Linked DNA regions of Homo sapiens: region 2 is linked to region 1. The links are chromatin loops, found by intact Hi-C in ENCODE. Cell type or tissue: GM12878. All regions are shown on one strand. Links, peaks and the distances in the headings refer to the core of each region. The heading gives the core; the rest is flanking DNA.

The links. A loop is a pair of places that touch in the nucleus more often than their neighbours do. Peaks named below come from ENCODE experiments on the same cell type or tissue, not always from the same donor. Only the 100,000 strongest peaks of a DNase experiment are listed, where the experiment ranks them.
Region 2: a loop joins it to region 1, with 3 times the contacts of the local background. A loop is called at or near these places in 3 of 110 quality-filtered maps.

What each region holds. Positions count from the first base shown.
Region 1 is chr16:66,748,763-66,756,762 of GRCh38, forward strand. It overlaps DYNC1LI2 (dynein cytoplasmic 1 light intermediate chain 2), which reads right to left and starts at 2,847. Exons shown (of 13, transcript NM_006141.3): 1 at 2,723-2,847; 2 at 2,511-2,584; 3 at 435-551. The coding sequence starts at 2,829. TERB1 (telomere repeat binding bouquet formation protein 1) reads right to left here. Exons shown (of 19, transcript NM_001136505.2): 19 at 5,878-6,401. The coding sequence ends at 6,214. It overlaps DYNC1LI2-DT (DYNC1LI2 divergent transcript), which reads left to right and starts at 2,990. Exons shown (of 2, transcript NR_133569.1): 1 at 2,990-4,138; 2 at 4,234-5,981. RefSeq lists a silencer at 2,475-3,274 and an enhancer at 2,488-3,203. In GM12878, for the core only: a CTCF peak has its summit at 3,134 (motif pointing left); no DNase peak of the experiment used is centred there; H3K4me3 peaks cover 3,209 bases; H3K27ac peaks cover 1,359 bases; H3K27me3 peaks cover 181 bases.
Region 2 is chr16:66,918,818-66,930,224 of GRCh38, forward strand. It overlaps RRAD (RRAD, Ras related glycolysis inhibitor and calcium channel regulator), which reads right to left and starts at 6,718. Exons shown (of 5, transcript NM_004165.3): 1 at 6,592-6,718; 2 at 5,993-6,377; 3 at 5,029-5,102; 4 at 4,699-4,903; 5 at 2,868-3,536. The coding sequence starts at 6,362. The coding sequence ends at 3,259. It overlaps CDH16 (cadherin 16), which reads right to left and starts at 68. Exons shown (of 18, transcript NM_004062.4): 1 at 1-68. RefSeq lists enhancers at 2,825-3,348, 3,349-3,872, 8,338-9,537, 9,255-9,424 and silencers at 6,083-6,522, 6,653-6,712. In GM12878, for the core only: a CTCF peak has its summit at 6,220 (motif pointing left); no DNase peak of the experiment used is centred there; H3K4me3 peaks cover 1,021 bases; H3K27ac peaks cover 469 bases; H3K27me3 peaks cover 151 bases.

The DNA of each region.
Region 1 (8,000 bases), core at 1-8,000:
AGGAAACTCTCCTATTAACATATGTTAAATTGTTACACTCTAAACCACACCAACTTCGGATTCTCTACTAGAACCAGGCAGAGTAACAATGGTCCCCAGGACAGCCAAGCATTTCTCTCATATAAAACTCCAAAGCTTTAAAAAATCTTTCTTACCACCTTTATGGGTTAAGTAAAAATTTATCTTCAGTATCTCTTTTTAAAGGCAGGCTAGCCAGAGCAACAGCTAAGTGTCCCATTCCCCAATTTTGCTAACATACTCTATAAAGGGGGTTAAGTCCTGCAAAAGATACGTACTTCATCTATTCTGTGATTAACTCTCTGAGAACCAAACAGAAAACTGAGAATGCCTGGCCATGCTGCAGGAACTGCACCCAAGGAAGCAGTCAGAGTCCTGCATACACCCCCTTACCATGGGACCAATGCTTCACTCACCATCTCGGTCCTCATCATGGACACTGAGGTAGAGATATTCTAGGCCTCTTCCTTTTTTGCCATGCTCAGCTCCTTGTAGTTTAGTCATGAGGGTTGTTTTACCAGAACCATCTTCACCTACAAAGGATGTTTGCAAGACAAAGGTGTACTGTTTATTCCGGGCAAGGATGGGGAGGCATGACACTCACATGACACGGAGAAACTAAGAATTTCATGCAAAGTCTGCTGTTGAAGTCTCACCTGCTTTCATAAACAAAGGACTTTGCTGGAAGAGTGGTTGGGAGGGTGGGGAGGAGAGGGTGGTAAAGGCAGCAAATTCCAAGATCTAAAATGACATTCTACTGCAGTTATCCTTACTTCAAAAGGGAAATAATGAGGCAGGTCCACAGGCCCTATCTATAATTTATAAGACATGCATTCGGAGAAGTGAAAGTAAAAGGTAGGGTTAGTTTCTCACAAGAAAAAGTTTCACCACAAGAAAAACAAGAAATCTTCAAAATATGATACAATTAACCTAAAAGTCCAGGTACTGTGAACTAAAAAAAGTCTGATCCTGCTTCACAATGGTGAAGAATGGAAGTTATTCACTTTTGATTTTAGTACATCTCCTTCACAAACATTCTGAAGGCTAAGAAACTGACGAAAATAATTATAGACCTAGCAAAACTCTTCAGTACAATCTCAGTTAATTATTAAGCACTTCTTCATCTCCCTCCACCCAAACAACACCCCCCTTCCCCGGATCCTTAAACATCAAGGAGAACCATCGCCAAACATTACTAGGCACTTCTGCCATTTAATAATATGGAATTACAGAACATGAGAATTGAAAGGCAGTCAGTCCACAGATCAAAGACCTCCTCTCCATCTCCAATGCCTCTACCTTATTCAGGCCCTCTGCATCCAGACCAAGGTGAGGACCTGTCAGCCTGACTTCAGTACCTGCTCATTTTGAGCTACTGTCCCTCTGCAGGCAGCGTTCTTTCTAAAACTCAGATCTGGTGATCTTGATCCCCCACTTCTTGAAGATCTCTAAGGGTCCGGTATTACCTACCACAGTCAATTCCTGAGAAAGGTCACACATTCTAACAGTAGGAAAACTACCAAGGCAGTGATTCCCATGGGAATTGGGGGATGGAGGTGAGATAAAAGCCATTTGAAAAATCAGAGAACTTCAGGAAACAGCACTAACTCTTCAGCCTTCCCACAATCTGCCCCCAACTTACCTTAGCAGCCACCAACCACAAGGCGCTTCTAGCAGTTTCCAAACCCCACACCCTCTTGTCATCTGTGTCCCTGCATACTGACACTTTTCTGCAAAATACTCAACCCCCGAATCATCCTCCTTCACCAGCTCTAAGCAGTGTAATGCTTCCACAATAATCGGCATGGTGCAATGCAATCACCAATACATCTGTCTTCCACCAGACTGAGATTCTTCTATAGTGTTTAAGAGTCGCCTATGCTGAGCCTGTGCCCAGCCCACAGGTCCCAAGCAACAAATGGACTTGCTGTGTGAATGTACCCAAACTCCCTCACTTGAGGAGAGTGAGGCCAGAGGGAGTAAGGGACCTGACTCAGGTAACCTAGCAGTGAGGGCTAGCATAATGGAGGAAACGTCCCCAGTGCTGACTCTCTGTCCTCTGCAAAGTCCCTAAAACCTCGGACTATGCACTACTGATGAGGCTCAAAGAAGGCTCCCGTGGTCATTTCCCCACAGCTCCGAGCCCAGGTCACCTCGTTCTCCCACCTTCTCCACCTAATCTCATCTACTAGCTTCCCCTCTCCACGACCTCAATTTGGTAACCGTCGAGGCAATGAAGGCATAGAGGGCCAAGTGACTGAAACAATATGCCGACAACCCCAAAGCACCACTACGCTCTCCAAAGAGGGCAGCATCCCACCCTCAGGCGCTGGAGGCTTGACCACTCTCCAGCTGACCGGCCAGGGCCGACGGTCCCTTTCCCGCCAGGCTGCGGGCAGGCGGCTGGAACGGGGAAGGCGGGGACCTGAGGGAGGGGCGCCCGCCTCGCCCACCCCAGCGACCTGGGGCAACGCCCCGCCGCCGGCGCTCACCGAAGACCAGGATGTTCTTGCCGGACGGCAGCTTGGACCTGGCGCGGGTGGACACTTCGCTCAGAATGGAGGACCTGTGGCGACAATGGCAAGAGTGGTCAGCCCCGGGCCGGGCTGGGATGGCCCGGCTCGCGTCGGCCCCTCAGTGTGTCCGACGGTCCGGCCCAGAGGCCGCGCCCCCCACGGCCCGGCCCGACCGCCCGCGGCCTCACCATAGGCTCTGGCCTTCCTCCTCCTCACTGGTCAGGTCGCCGGCGGCCGCCACCGCGGGCCCGTTGGGACCTAGCAGCAGCTTCTTCTCCACCCCCACCGGCGCCATCTTGCCAACTGCAGCCACAAAGAGGGCCCTCCCCCGGGCCCGCCGAGGACCCGCGAGGACCCGGGCCGGGCCGCCCCCCGCTCGCCGTCCCTCGCGCCGCGCCGCCCGCCGACCTTGCCGCGGCGACTGCGCCGCCCAACGTGTCCTCTAGGTCTGCGATGGCCACGGGCTCCCACGGGTTGCGAGGCCGCCGAGGTGGCGGGCGGCGGTCAGGCAGCCGCCGGGGCAGCCATGCGCGGGGAGGCGGTGGCAGGGGCGGGCACCGTCCGGACCGAGGGCGCGCTGGCGGCCTCTGCCGGCTGAGGGGCGCAGCGCAGCACCCCGCCACGCTCGCCGATTCCCCTGCGCCGTCGCGGGTCGGGCAGCCGGATGACCGACCCGAAAGCCTAGGCTTTGGGAATGAGACTGATGGACACAAAAGCGCCATTTATCTAGAGCTCACCATGTGCCAGAGTCACACATTATCTCACTGAATCTTATCTAACCCTTTCACAGATGAGGAACCTGAAGCTCAAAAAATTTAAGAAACCCACCCAAGGACCCAAGGCTAGAAGATAACATTCGGTACTTCTAATTTATTCCCCAACCTTGGACCATTATATCATGAACTTGGCCTAACCCTACTCAAGCCCTGCATTGAAAGACTAGCCTTAAGGAAGACCCCAGAATCCTCATAAATATCCTGCATTTCCCCCTCCTCCTCCGAAGACTAAAGACTGTGAAGTAGTGCTCTTGACCGCAGTGCATAATACACTTGGCTTTGCTTTATTAACATGCTTTTTAAAATGATGTTTTCAGGGAGCCAGCATTTCACACCAGAAGAGGAGCCCTTAATTTCCTTGGGGGCCAGCTGGCAGGTGCAGAGCGGGGAGAAAAATAAAAGGAAAGGGGATGGAAAAGGGAAAGAGCGGAGAGTAACCGAAGGAAAAACATACATTCCATTATCAAGCTTAATTTTAGGTGTGGCCTCTACTTGAGGGCTCTTGCCATTCTCTATGGAAACAGGCTAACAAGACATTTCTAAATATCACAAGGAAGTGGAATGTGGCAGAAAAGCACCACCTAAGTAGGTTTCAGATGAGTAGGATTGTGATCCTGATGCCAAAAAATCTGGCGGCATGAATTACGGGATAAAACAAATGGGCATATCATCTGCCAAACTGGATGTAAGGTTTAAACAAGACGAGAGTGAAAACCCACTGAGTTCCTCCCTTGGAAATCTGGGAAAATCAGGCAAAGTGCCAGAAGTCCTAAAAGGGCAAGCAGTGCTGAATTTTCACAGGACAGAAGATGGAGATGAAAATTACAGGCCAGTGAGCTTAATCAGCACTAAGTGAAATTTTGTGATTAAACACTAAAGGAAAAGAGAATACCAGATTTACACAGTATCTTTCTTTTTTGCAGGAGTACCAGGTAGGCGGATGCTGCAGATACAGCAAATGCAGATTTCAACAGGGCATTTGACAATTCACATCTTAGATGCGAAAGTGAAATCAATGCTGGATGATAGCACTGAGGCTTATTAAAGACTAGCCCAGAGGTGGCTGATGAAGAGGAGGGACCAGCAGATGAGGCTGCTAGGGGCCTGCCCAAACCTCCTGCCCTGGCCAGCCAATTCAGGGTGCCATCAGTGACTTGGATAAGAATACAGCAGCAGTCATGGAAGTTGTGGATGACCTGAAGCAGGAAGGGTTGCCTTATCTACTGCATGACAAACTGAGCAGAGACTAAATCTAACAAGTTGAAATTTAGCAGGAACTATTAAAGTCCTGTGGAAGAGTTTAACAAAAAAGCATAGGAAGGCCAGGTACGGTGGCTCACACCTGTAATCCCGGCACTTTGGGAGGCCGAGGCTGGCGGATCACTTGAGGTCAGGAGTTCCAGACCAGCCTGTCCAACATGGCCAAACCCCGTCTCTACTAAAAATACAAAAAAAAAAAAAAAAAATTAGCCAGGAATGGTGGCATCCGCCTGTAATCCCAGCTGCCTGGGAGGCTGAAGCACGATAATTGCTTGAACCCAGGAGACAGAGGCTGCAGGGAGTTGAGATCACACCACTGCACTCTAGCCTGGGCGACAGAGTAAGACTGTCAAATAAAGTAAAATTTAATTTAAAAATGCATAGGAATAGGATAGGAAATTATTTGAAATAAAAATGATAATCTAAACGTCATTACTGTATTAACTATAATCTAAGAGTTGGTCATGTAGAATGCCAAGAAACATCTTAGGGTAGAACCCATAAAACCTCACTGATGCTAACAAAGAAGCTAGCCCCCCATGCCAGTCAGGCTGGATTTCTTAGGGTGACATTTCTGGACACATTTTGCAAAGACAGAGGTATCCAGTGGTCAGTGACTAAACTCATAAGGGGACAAGACATCGTTCTGCTGCAACATGAAGTAACTAGGGCTCATCAGTATGAAGGATAAAGATACAGAGGGAGAAGAAGGGAAAGTGTAGACATTTCTGAAAAGCTAAAGCAAATAAACATACACCAAAAAGAAGTGAACCTGACTATATGATGTGGGAGTATTCAAAGCAACTGCATAATTAGTCTTTAGAAGAAGAAACTTTTTTTTTTTCCTCTAGGATACTACAATAAACAATAGAAGAGGAAACTTTTTTAAGAGATAGGGTCTTGCTCTTGTCCAGGCCAGAGTACAGTGAAACACTCATAACTAACTACAACCTCGAACTCCTGGGCTCAAGCGATCCTCCCACTTCAGCCTCTCAAGTAGTTAGGACCACAGGGGCATGCCACCACATCCAGCTAATTTTTAAATTTTTTTGTAAAGATAGGGGTCTCACTATGTTGCCCAGGCTGGTCTCAAACTCCTTGCCTCAAGTGATCCTCCCACATTGGCCTCCCAAAGTGCTAGGATTACAAATATGGGCCACCACCACAGCCAAGGAAACATTTTAATTAACAAAATGTCAAATATTGATTTAGTGTATGGGAACCTTAGTTAAATAGCTTGGGGAACTATTCTTTCTGAATTCTGGGGAGGGACTTTTGTACCATATAAAAATACTAAAATCCAAATGTCCCACATAGTATTTATTGCAATATAATGTCAAATAACATTTAAAGGCTAATTCTTTTCTCTGTGTCCTTTAAGCTTAAGGAAAAATAAAAGCATATTCCTAAACAAATGTTTGATCTTATGAAGGAATTTTCTTACTAATCTGTACACTGATGATATATTTGCTTTATAAATCATTGTAATTTGATGAGTTTCAGCATCACAAAAACTGTTTAATGAAAACTGTATCCTCATTTCCACATTCCTTCTCATGAGAGTTTAGAAAAATACTTTAAATGTATCTTTCAAGGCACTGTATTTTAAGAATCCAAACTAAAAACTGACAGTCTTCTTTCAATCAAGAAGCTGCACACGTGGGGTGTTTGGTCAGCTTGTGGTATTTGTGAGCAAGGTCCACAGCCTTCCGTCCTTGCTGAAAGGGGAAAGACCACAAAATTGAATTCCAGTGATTTCCCATTTTCTTAACTCCATTGAAAAGGTAATTTACTTCTTCTTCAGTAAAGTTTTTGCGAATTCTTCTTTTTTCTATAATTAGAATTGTAGAATATATTAGTATTTGCTGAACAAAGGTCCTGAGATGCAAATAAGTGCTTATTTGGATATGCTTAACTTATACCTAAGGATATAAACTACAGAGTGAGAAATGCCAGGGCTTCTCATCATGTGGAAACCCACTTCAATTTTAAAAACCTGAGTGCCTAATATTAAGCTAGTTGCTATCACTGTGACTTCTTCAGTAATTATAACTTAATTGACAGTAGTAATACAACATCTTTCAGTCAAGAAACAAAAGTTTATAAACATTTGATTGTTAATTCAACATTCCTGTGAGGACAGTTAACAAACATCTTACCGGCCAGGCACGGTGACTTATGCCTATAATCCCAGCACTTTGGGAGGCTGAGGAAGGTGGATTACTTGAGGTCAGAAGTTCGAGACCAGCCTGGTCAACGTGGCAATAATCTCTCTCCACCAAAAATACAAAAAGTAGCCAGGCATGGTGGCACGTGACTGTAGTCCCAGCTTCTCGGGAGGCTGAGGCACAAGAATTGCTTAAACTCGGGAGGCAGAGGTTGCAGTGAGCTGACAGCACACCACTGCACTCCAGCCTGGGCGACAGAGCAAGACTCTGTCTCAAAATATATAAATAAATAAAAATAAAAAACAGCTTACGTATCTTAGAGATACAGTCTTCCCAAAGGGCTCCATAACTTGATAGAATAGAAAAGAATATCAACACTTGTTAAATATTAGGTTTGATAATATTTTTAAGAATAAGGGTCTTTTGAAATTTGCTTTTAAAAACACATGGTCAGCTAGATCAAAACTCAAAATATAGGCTGCACAATGAGGAAGGAAGTTTTTAACTATTTGGTTTTTAAGGGATACTTTCTATAAAGAAAGAATATACAGCTGGTATCTGTAAACAAATATTTTCTGGTGATGATTACTAGGAAATAGTTTTCTTTAAGCTTTTTCATTCATTATTATCTCATCTTATCAATGTGGGTAGATGCTGGTGAGGAGAAGTTTTCTGTATTTCCAGTTGAGGCTGTTATTTACTTTCGTAGTACTGGGTGCAGTTGTCCTGGGTCACCCTTAGAAAACCTTGCCCTTGCAGGCCAAGACAGCCATTTGTTTACCTTTTCTAAGAGCCACAGTTCAGACCTTTTAAAACAGATGAAAAAATCTTCCCAGCAGAAGGTTATCAGTGTAAATGTCTGATTATTACTTAATAGTATTATTTAGAATGTAAGCTCCATGAGGGCAGCAATTTTGATCTATTTTATTCACCATTGTATCCCCAGTGCTTAGAATAGTATCTGACACACAGTAGGTAGTCAATAAATACTTGTTGAGAGAAAAAATTTATTGGTAAAACTATCTCAAAGCTTATCAATGAAATTATTCTTTCATTTTGGGTGTACTGGAAAACTGTGGCTATCCAAGAAATAGGTTTCAACTTCCCTTGCTAAATGATTTGAACCCATAATAATCAGGACTAGATTGGTTACTATAACTTTCAGGATATTGAGCCCTGGAGTTGATCATGTAAAGCCCCACTTTTCCATTGTGGCTGCCATCTCCCTGACTTTTATACTTAATATCTGTGCCCAAATCTTC
Region 2 (11,407 bases), core at 1,500-9,499, 170 kb after region 1:
GACTGGCTCCCTTGGTCCAGCTGCCAAGCAAGAAGAGAGCTCCTTCTCCAGGGGGCTCTGGCCAGGCTGGGCTGGGTGGGGCAAGGCAGGGCACTTGAGCAGGTAGGAGGGTTCAGCCACGCTTGCTCAGGAGTGGAAAAGGCCACTGGGCCCACAGCAGCAGGCCTGGCCCCGCCCAGCCCCCCAAGTTACTCATTGACTTTGGAAAGCCAGGAGCTGCTCAGCATCCGTGACTGCCAGCTCCAGGAGGTGGGGAGATGGTTGGCCTGGCACTCCCTCGACCCCAGCACAGCCCAGGAGGTATTCCTTGGCCCTCTGGTTCTGGACGTTACTTTTTCTGTGGCTCCAGACTTGGTCTGACTTATCTCCCAGGCTCCAGTGTCTGCAGCCACACCTTTTCACACTCTGTTCCTTTTGCATGGAACACCCTTCCCACTCATTCATCTGTGTGGTAAGCACCTGCTCATGCATGCTTCAGTGCTCAGCTCAAATATTCCTTTTTCCAGGAAACTTCCCCTATGTTCCCAGGCTTGTTCAGGAGCCTCCTCTGGGAATGCCCCTCCCCCTCACACCATGCCATGTGCTATCTCTATTAATACACAGAGGACACCAGCTTGTCATTGTCTGCCTCTTCCATTAGATTGGGAGCCCTTTGAGAGCAGAACTCAGGGACTCAGGAATGACCTGGCTCTCATTCTGCCCTGGCAGCTCCGCATGGCTTGTGGAACTAAGACAAGGAGCTGGAGGTTGCAAAGGATGGGTGAGCAGTACATGAGTGGAAGTGGGTATTGGGGCTCCAGACCACCCCCCCCAGGGGGACCTGTGGTGGGGGAGTGCAGCAGCCTATGAGCTCCCGAAGTCCTTACACTGGCCACTCAACAGTGACAGGGCTGAGACAGTGGGCAGTCTCATGCCCCTAAGAAGATTAAACTGGCTCAGGTGACCTTGAGGGAGTTGCAGGGCTGAACAGGGGCTCTCCCCGCAATGAGGGCAGCCAAGCAGAGCCAGGAGATGCTTCTGGGGCCTGGGAGTCTGGAATGAGGGGAGAGGGTGGGAAGAAGGTCTCCAGTCCCTCTCCAGCCTTGGAGCTTCCCATGGTCCCCACGAAGTCCTTCCCACTGTACATCTGATTAGTCTCTCTCAGGCCAGAAGCTACCCCCAGCTGCCCCCAGCCTTGTCACAAGCTGAGTGCCTGCTTCAGGGTCACTCTGGCACCCAGCCTGGAGCAGTGTAGTGTGGGGAGGTTGAAGGGGGTTTCACACGTGTTAAGCTCCTGCTCTGTGCCCAGCACTGCTCTGAGCACATACCTTCATTATGCCACATACTGCGTTCTGAAGGGGCATTGGGCACATGCTGGGGCACAGAGAAGCTGAGTGGTTTGCCTAGGGTCACACAGTCAATAAGTGACAGAGCCAGGAAGGCCTGGGGACCCTCACTTGATCTGAAAATACCATGCCTTCTGCATTCCTTGAAGTATGTGGGGAGGAGGGGCAGAGCAGCAACAGCTCTGAGCAGTTACCTCTGCCCTGGGGAGCACGTGGGTGAATCTCAGCGCTCCCCTGTACATGGAGGGGCAGCCCTCAAGCCTCCTCCTGCCATTCAATAAGCTGCAATCAGGATTCTAACCAGGTTGCCAGGGCTCCCTGGAGTCTGTGGAATGAATAAATTGAATAAATTGAACTAAGGAAGGAATGTATGGACCTTGGCCCAGAACCTTCTTAGAAACTGCCCCCCACCTTGCCCCAGGCTGCCTCCAGGCTTTGGAGATGGGCAGACCTGTATACCAGTCCCCACTCAGCCACTTCCCACCCAGCACCAGATGGGGATGGTTTTTCCTGAGACCATGTAGATAAAAACTCTTAGCAGCACTTGTGCCGAGGGTGAGGGAATGAATAAATTGAATAAATTGAACTAAGGAAGGAATGTATGGACCTTGGCCCAGAACCTTCTTAGAAACTGCCCCCCACCTCGCCCCAGGCTGCCTCCAGGCTTTGGAGATGGGCAGACCTGTATACCAGTCCCCACTCAGCCACTTCCCACCCAGCACCAGATGGGGATGGTTTTTCCTGAGACCATGTAGATAAAAACTCTTAGCAGCACTTGTGCCGAGGGTGAGGGAGCCATGGGCATGGGTGGGCAGGGAGACAGGTGCATCCCTAAACATAAGCACGAGTACACCTTCCTATACAAATGCAAGACCTCTCATTCCAGGCAGGGCGGGCTCCCGGCAGCTGTTCCCACCAAAACTGAATTAGCCAATGCTGAGCATGGAATGTTCTGGCCTGGATACTCATGGTAGAGAGAACAGTGAGTGCCTCCTCCGTAGCTCAACCCCAGTGAAGTGGTGGAGGAGCCATGTGGAGCTGTGTGTGCCTTCACAAACCACCCCTCGGAGGTCTCTATCCCCAACCTCAGCTGATTCCAGCCCCTCAAGAGGGAACAGGGCAGAAATACCAGCTGTGGAGCCAGATCCTGTCTGGTTGTGAGACCCAGGGTTCCTGCCTGGTTGTGAGACCCAGGGTTCCTGCCTGGTTGTGAGACCCAGGGCAGAATGTGCTCCCCTGAGCAGCCTGTTTCCCTTTATGGACAGTGAAGTGATTGAACCCTCAATCAGTTGGGCAACGCCAGGCCCCAGTGCAGAAAGAGAAGAATCTGGATAACAGGGACTGGGAGGGGTTTGTGTCTCCTGCTCCTTGAACCTCTAACCAGACCCGATGCCCATCCCAGCTGGCTAAATCTGGACCCTCACATTAACACATCATGGCCACACACTAGGGTGGGGCAGTGAGCCCCCATCCCTCAACTTCAGAAATCCTTCCAGCTCCTGAAGCGCCCAGATAGGAGGAAAGAGAGTCAACAGCCATGACTATCAGGAAATAGCCTTTATTACAAAAATCTGCATGTAAACAAATAGCTACCGCACTGAAGAGCCTCCCTCCAGGGCAGGCACACCCGGGCTGTGAAAAAAGGCAGAGTCCTCTCCCGGCACGCAGGCCTGCCCGGCGGCTGCGCTGCGGCTGCTTGGGACGCATATGAGCCTGCGCATGCATCTCTGTGGGCCCAGCCCTCACTGGCCCCTGAGAGCCACTTCGCAGGGCAGCACTGTCTATCTGTCCATGACCATGAGGTTGGGGGTGCCCGGCTGGCAGCTCCGAGGGACCCAGAGTCTGAGCCTGCTCTGAGGCACCCGGGGCAGTTGGCTGGGCCAGCCCACCAACCCTTCCGTTCGTCTCCCACCATAGTGGGAGCGGGTGGGACCTAGAGAACCGAGAGGTCGTGGCAGGACTTGGATTTGGCGCGAAAGGCCATCTTGCGGCTGTTACGAGCTACGATGCGGCCCAAGAAGCGCTTCGCCTTTTTGCCAAGGCTCTCTCGCCTCCGGGTGCCTGCTTGCCGTCGTGCGTTGGCTTCTTTGCTGTCCCTGCGCAGGCGTATCTGGCGCACGACACCTTCAAACAGCGCCTGGACATTGTGGTGCAATGCCGCTGATGTCTCAATGAACTTGCAGTCAAAGACCACCGCGCAGGCCCGGCCCTCTGTGTGGGTGGGGAAAGGCAGGCACCAGTAAACAAAGGGTGGGTGAATGAGGAGTCCCCTCCAACAGTGGCCACCCATGGAAGCTGCCACTCGAGAATTTGCAAGGTCCTCCCCGAAAACACAGAGACCCCAGCTCCTGTACTGAGGGTACTGGGCACTGCTGCGTCACCCAGTAGGCAGAGTGCCTGCATTTAAGGAGCCCCCAAAACAGTGGCCCTCAAAAGGAGATCCATTTATTGAAATAATTTGAAGCCTGATATTTAAACAAAGTACGACAGTAGTAAACACAGGAAAATGAGAACTATGTTGGACAACTTAGTATTTTATTTTATTTTATTTTATTTTTCTGAGATAGAGTCTCGCTGTCTCCCAGGCTGGAGTGCAGTGGCACAATCTCTGCTCACTGAAAGCTCCGCCTCCCGGGTTCACGCCATTCTCCTGCCTCAGCCTCCCGAGTAGCTGGGACTACAGGCGCCCGCCACCACGCCCGGCTAATTTTTGTATTTTTAGTAGAGATGGGGTTTCACCATGCTAGCCAGGATGGTCTCGATCTCCTGACCTCGTGATCCACCCGCCTCGGCCTCCCAAAGTGCTGGGATTACAGGCGTTAGCCACCCCCTGGCCCATGCCCCGCACAACTTAGTATTTTTTAATTCGAGGTTATATCATGATGAATGATCCAGTGGACTGGGGTTGCGGAGGCAAGGTCACCAAGTCACTGCTGGGTTCCTCTGAGGGGCTCAGTACTGGGGTCCACAGAAAAGGATGCTGAGGCCAAGTGGGAAGGGTCTTCCCCAGGGCCAAGTCTACTCTAAGAATGGCCCAGACCTAGCACACAGGCTCTGACCTCCTGGCCTGTTCCCCTACACTCTCTTCCACCCATTTACCCCCCCAACCAGCCAGGCCAGGACCAAGAGGGGCAGGAGAGGAGGGCCCTGCGGTGCCCAGCTCCCCTATCAGATTTGGTTCTTTCCCCAGCCCTCTGGGGCCTTCCGGAGCCCTGTGAGCAGGCACCAGCTCTCTCCCATTTCCCTCCCCGCCAGTTTTCTTTCTGAACATTTTTAGCCTCTGATGATCCCCAGGGACTCAAGCTGAGCCAAGACTGCCTGGATCAGGGCCCAGCTGGGCTCTCCCTCCCCCTGCAACCTGCCGCCTACTCACCATCCACCGAGACCTCACGAGAGCGCACCAGGTCGCTCTTGTTGCCCACGAGGATGATGGGCACATCATCTGTTTGCCGTGCACGCCGCAGCTGGACCCGCAGTTCTGAGGCCTTCTCGAAGCTGCCCTTGTCCGTCACTGAGTACACAATGACATAGGCATCCCCCATGGCCATGCAGTGGCCGGGCAACCAGCGGCCCCCGTCCTGGAGAACACACAACACACATCTGCCCAACAGTCCTCATGCCCCCGACACGAGCCTGGCACTCCCAGACCTCTAACCCAACTCACTCCTCCCTCCCCTGCCCTGGGTCTCTGCTTGCACCCTACCTGCTCCCAAATGTCGTAGACCATGAGTGATGCCTCTTCTCCGTCCACTACAATGGAGCGATCATAGGTGTGCCCTAGGCAGAAGGCCAGTAGACAGGTTACCAGCTGGTTGTCAAAGCCGCTGCTGCCAGGTTTCCTGTTCTGGCCACACCCTCCAACTCTTCCCCAGAGCCCTCCTTACCCTCCACTCCACTTGCAGATGCTGGTATGTGGCAACAGCAGTGCCAGGCAGGGAAGTGGGGGCTGGAGGGCATGGTGTGCCTGACCTCCACCCACATGCCCCCCCTGGGGACCTTGGCCACCTAGGGCTCCTCTCTTAGAAATCCCTCTGGTTAGAAACTCTGACCTGTCCCTGATAGGCAGGGAGGGATGTCCAGTCCCATCCCACAGAGTAGCCATATCTATGCCCTGGCCTTCTACTCTGGGCATTTCTTCCCTACCAAAGGCTGGGGGGTGTCCCTTCTCCTTTCCTTTCCCCATTTATGAAGTGGGTAGGTAGAGGCATGATTCTGAAAGCGCCAATAGAATTCCACAGTATTGGCCAGGTGCGGTGGCTCACGCCTGTAATCCCAGCACTTTGGGAAGCCAAGGTGGGCGGATCACGAGGTCAGAAATTCCAGACCAGCCTGGCCAACATGGTGAAACCCCAACTCTACTAAAAACACAAATATTAGCCGGGCGTGGTAGCAGGCGCCTGTAATCCTAGCTACTCTGGAGGCTGAGGCAGGAGAATCCCTTGAAACCTGAAGGCGGAGGTTGCAGTGAGCCTAGATCGAGGCCACTGCACTCCAGCCTGGGAAAAAGAGCGAAACTCTGTCTCAAAATAATAATAAAATAATAATAATAATAATAATAACAACAACAACAACTATAATTCCACGGTATTTGCGGCTTTGAGTACCGGTCTCAGCCCCTAGTCCTAGCCCCGGGATCGCCCCTCCCCTGAACAGCTGGGTCCCCTCACCTGCTGCCTCTGCTTCAGGCCCGTCCTCCACACCGCCGAAGATGCGCGCCAGGGCGCTCTTGCCCACGCCGGGCGCCCCCAGCAGCAGCACCTTGTAAACGCTCTCGTCTGAGTCGCTGCCCCCTGAGCTGAGCGAGTCCTCGGAGTCCTCGGGCCAGTCCAGCCTGGGACCCTGGGTCCCCGTCCCGGCCGCGGCCGCCGTCAGGGCACCCGGGGTCAGCGCCGCCTGCAGGTCGCGCTCGTCCACCGGCATGCTGCGGCGGTGCAGCGGCGGGGCGGGGCCCCAGGGTGTGCTGCCCCGACGGCGCTCGCGCTCCTGGCCCCCACCGCGGCTCCCGCCCGCTCCGCTGCCGCCGCCGTTCAGGGTCATCGCGTCCGGGACCGTCTAGGGGATCAGGAACCCGAGTGGCCGTGTAAGCCGCGAGGGAGGCGGGACCCGGGGCGCACCTGCCCAACCCGGAGTCAGGCGGGATGCTCCGGCCGAGGTCCCGCCGCAGCCCTCCCCCAGCCCCCAGGTCGCGGCGCCCTCACCCGGGACCCCTCCGGACCTGGCGCATCCATCTGCAGCCGCCCCGACCCCGCTCCGCCAGGACACTCACCCACTCGCACACAGACACGCTCAGGACTAGGATCCGGATTAGGAGGCCACGCACTCGTAGTCCGGACTCGGACTTTAGGGTTTCCGCCGCCGCTGCTGCTGCAGCCACCGCCTTCTCAGCCCGCACTGGGCTCTGGCTCCAGAGCCGCCTATTTAAGCCTCCACCCGCCCCCGCTCCCGCCCCCGGTCCACGCTGCTGCGGGGGCTGACGTGTCTGTCCACCCCCACCAGGGGAATCCCCCACCCTCTTCCTCGGACCTTACATCCCCGACACCCCGCCCTACCCGCCAGGGGAGTAGCGGTAGCTGTCTGGGAATAGAGGGGCTGACCGGTAGGCGAGGTCCGGAGCTGAGGGTGTGTGTGAGAAGGAGAGAGAGAGCGAGGTTGCGGGGGGAGTACGTGATGGGGAGGCAGGCAGCGGGGTAAACCCAATCAGCCAAAAGCAGCAACTGCCCTCTGGAGAAGAATTCGGTCTGGCCCCGTGAGACTGAATTCTCCCTTTCCTCTCCCCAAGTCCCGGCTCGTCCTTTTAGCAAGTAAGCTAGTTACAGGCTGGACAGAGATCCCCCTTCTCTGCCCATGACACCCACTCCCCATAGGCTCAGGTCTGAGCTAGAATTTAGGGGGTGTCCTAAATTCACACAAAATCCTTTCCACTCCCCATCCTGGAGTTGAAGATTCTCCCTAATGAGCCTAACCTTCAGTGTGAGGGTTGGTGTCACCCCATGAGCCCCTGGGGGCCCTGAGAGGGCTGTTGGGGGTGGGGGCAGCTCTGACAGAGTTGCAGGTGGAGATGCCTGCTTGAACCCTGGGGAGGATACCCCAGCCCAGAAGAGGGAAGGGATTAAACTCAGTCCCCATCCCACCTCCCAGCACCCACCAGGCAGCTGCCAGCAACTCTGCTAAAAATAAATAATCTGCCCCAGCCCTGGCCCTGGCCGTGGCTCTGGTTATTCTGCTCCTGGACTGGAAGTTGCCCAGAGTTGGGGAAATCCAGGCCAATGGGTGTTGAATGCCAGCAGGAGCCAGCCACTTCGAGTCGTCAAGGTCTCCCTTCTTCCCTCTAGCTGTAGGCTGAGCCAGCCACCCAGGGCACATCCAGGGCCTGGAGGTTCAGGCCCCCACCCAAAAGGGGCATAAACACAGGGTGTGGTCAAGGCATGAGGAGTGTCTTAGCTCCCTGCTCATCTCTCAGGGGTCTGAGGGTTGCAGGTCAGGCTGTGAGGTATTTTGTGACAGGGACCTGCTATCAGACTGTGACATCTGATTGTGACAAGTGTGGTGGGGGTGGGAGGGCATCCATTTGGGGCTCAGGTGACATCACAGATGGATGGACCCTGGTGGGCTGTGGTAGGTTGTCATGGAGACCTGGGCCAGGCTCTTTGGCTGCTGCATCAGTTTCCTTGGCAACGCCTAAGAAGGCCTTGGATTGAGGAGGGCCTGGCTCGGTAAGATTAGGGCCCTCTTGTCCTTGAGGTCTTCAAAGTAGGCAAAAGCTGGGCTGAGGGGTGGCCTGCCCATGGTCCTAGGGGATCTTGGAGGCCTGAGCATCCCCATGCTGGTTCTGGCTTCCTGAACGAACTCCAGTGGGAAGAGGAAGTTATGGGCAGAGCCTCCCGTTAGCAGGCAAGTCTAAAGAGCCACCACACACTTCCCATGAGGAATCCTGGCTGGGCTGCCTGTGCCCCCTCCAACCCCATGACTGTGCCACTGGAAAGAGCCTCCTCTGGGTGTCTGGCAGAGGGCGAGGGTGGGGGGTAGCTGTGGCCCTTCCCAGCAGGGGGCCATGCAAAGAAGGAGGGCTGGGTTTCCCCTCTGGCAATCTGAGCTCTTGACCTCAGCAGTGTTTCTTCATTGCCAAGGGAACTGCAACCACAAAGGGCCACTCAAGCCCCAGGCATTCCAGTGGCTGCTCCAACAGGCCAGAGACACTCACCACAAGCTAGATATGGCCAGGGGCCCCAGGGATTAACACCAGGACACAACCTTGAGACACCCCCACTCCCACCACCTGGTTCTCCCAGCTCTCTGGGCTGAGCATGGCTGCCCAGGAGGAATAAACTGAGGCTAGAACCACTCCTAGGTCCGCCCGGGCTTCAGATCCCAGCTGTGCTCCTTGCTAGCTGTTTCACCTGTGTCCATTTATCTAGGCTGAGCCTCAGTTTCTCCAGTGTAGAACAGGGATCACCTCTTCCTGATGGTTATTATAAGACAAAACAAACATGAAATGCAGAGGCACAGTAGTTGGCTCAAGTCGGGCACACAGTAATATCTCACTAAGAGCACGTTTATCATGATCATCCTTCGTTGGATGGGGCAGGTTAGGTGAATTTGTGGTCCCTCTCCTGTTTCTGCTCCACTCTCTCCAGGATGGTGGTCTGTCCAGGAGTGGGGCAGAGGTCTCAGGAACAATGCAGATACCTCTCCCCTAGCCCCATACCCATGTCTCCTCTCTGTAGGACCCCACACTCTTCCCCGTCCCTCAGGTGACAAGATGCTGCAGAGGGAACTGGGCTGGGCTTCAGTGTCCCCACCCCCTCCTCACACCACAGCCTTCAGGCCCCAGAGCCTCTGCTGTGTTCTAAGGCCCAATGCATTCATTCATTCCGCGGTCCTGTACTAAATACCTACTGTGTGCCAGGCCCTTGTGCTGGGGGCAGGATGATGAGCAAAAATAGACATGGCCGGGCATGTTCATACATGTCATCTAATCCCTGGGTCAAACTCAGCTATGATTTGTTGTTCCCATTTTGTAGACATGGTAACCAAAGCCTGAGGAGTCACAGGCCAGAAACAGCAGAGCCAGACATACCTGGTGGAGGGTTTCAGGAACCTCAAACTTCACCATCCCCTGTACCCTTGTGTCCTCAGATAGCATCTGGGGTTCCAGAAAGTTCCCTGGGCACTGGCCCAGGATGCACAGATGGTGGCCCTGCAGGCAGCCAGGGGCCAGGCACTGATGAGTCAAGAGTGACAAGAGAACTATCTGATATGTCAGCTGTGGCATGAGCAGTTTGGTGTCCCTCACCCACCATGGCCTGGCTGCCAGGAAGGCCAGCCAAATGACTCAATCACACCTGCCGCCCCCATGACTCCCTTCATCCCCAGCTCAACACAGACACCATGGCCACCTCAGACAGGGACTGTCCGGCAGAAGGTACACACGTCGTAGGGTGTGAGGCCTTCAGCTCGGGAAGGCTCCCTGGGGCTCAGCTGTTCACTCTGCCTCTCTGGAGCCCTCAGCTTCCTCATCTGTGCGGGATACAGTGCCTAGATCATCAGAGCTAGGCCTAGACCCATTTAAATCTCCCAAGGGCAGTCCCAAGTGGTTGCCATGACTATCCCCCTCACAGATGAAGAAGCTCTGGGCAATAGGGGCTGATGGCTTCACCTCTCTGATCTTAGGTAGCCAGATCCAGCACCTCCTCTTGGTCATTAGGTGGCGAGGCCACTCCCTCCTAAGAGTGAGCTGAGTGGGAGCAATAGGAGTTGGGGTTCAGGATGGGCTTAGCCCCTTCTGTAGGCAACGGCGCCCCCTGCCAGCTGCACAGCACCTATCAAGCTGCTCAGGGCCTCCTTTACTCCCTAGCTGTAAGTTTTTTTTTTTTTTTGAGACAGGGTGTTGCTCTGTCACCCAGGACGGAGTGCAGTGGCACAATCATAGCTCACTGCAGCCTCAACCTCCTGGGCTCAAGCGATCCTCCCACCTCCGCCTCCCGAGTAGCTGGAACCACAGGCATGCACCACCATTCCCCACTAAATACACACACACATTTTATTTTAGAGACAGGGTCTTGCTATGTTGCCCAGGCTTGCCTCAAAATGCTGGGCTCAGGCGATCCTCACATCAGCCTCCCAAAATGCTGGGATTACAAGTGTGAGCCACCGTGCCCGGCTAGATGTCTTGAGAAGTAAATTAGAGTTGTCCCTTGGTATCCACAGGGGATTGGCTCCAGGATCCCCATGAATCCCAAAATCCATGAATACTTAACTCCTTTACATATATTTTTTTACTTTGTTTTTTAAACTCAACTTCAGTGGCTGAGATCAAGTCTCTTATATAAAATGGCACAGTATCTGCATTTAACCTCTGCACATTCTTCCATATATTTTAAGTCATCTCCGGATTACTACTGTAATACCTAATACAATGTAAATGCTATGTAAGTTGTTGTTAGACTGCATTGTTTAGGGAATAACAACAAGAAAAAAAGTTTGTACATGTCCAGTACAGACACAGTCATCCTAGGCCTAACTACATTTTCGATCCACAGCGGGTTGTACCCATGGATGTAGAACGCATGGATAATGGAGGTCTGACTACATTTATTCTAGAAGCCCATTTCCTGTCCGAAAATTGGGGATAAAGAATAGCAAGCGAGGTGTGATGGCACATGCCTGCAGTCCCAAGAATTCAGGAGGCTGAGGCAAGAGAATCCCTGGAACCCAGGCATTCAAGGCTGTAGTGTGCTATAATCATACCTACGGATAGCCACAGTACTCCAGCCTGGGCAACATAGCGAGATTCTGTGTCTCAAAAAAAAAAAAAAAAAAGAGAGAGAGAGGATAGCAATTGCTGCATAGGGCTGGATGGAGAACTGACTAGATAGTAAGTGTAAAGCCCTCGACTGAATTCCACTCTTAGGATAGGCTCAATGCTGTCAGCAGGCCCTCAAGAACAGATCTGCAAAATGGCCAGGATCCCTACTGAGGCTTCTCTGCCCACAATCATATCTGGGCCTCAGTAGGGATGAGGTGGGGTTGGGCACTGCTTCTTAATATTGCCATTTATCTTCAGAGAATGAGACTAAAGCAGG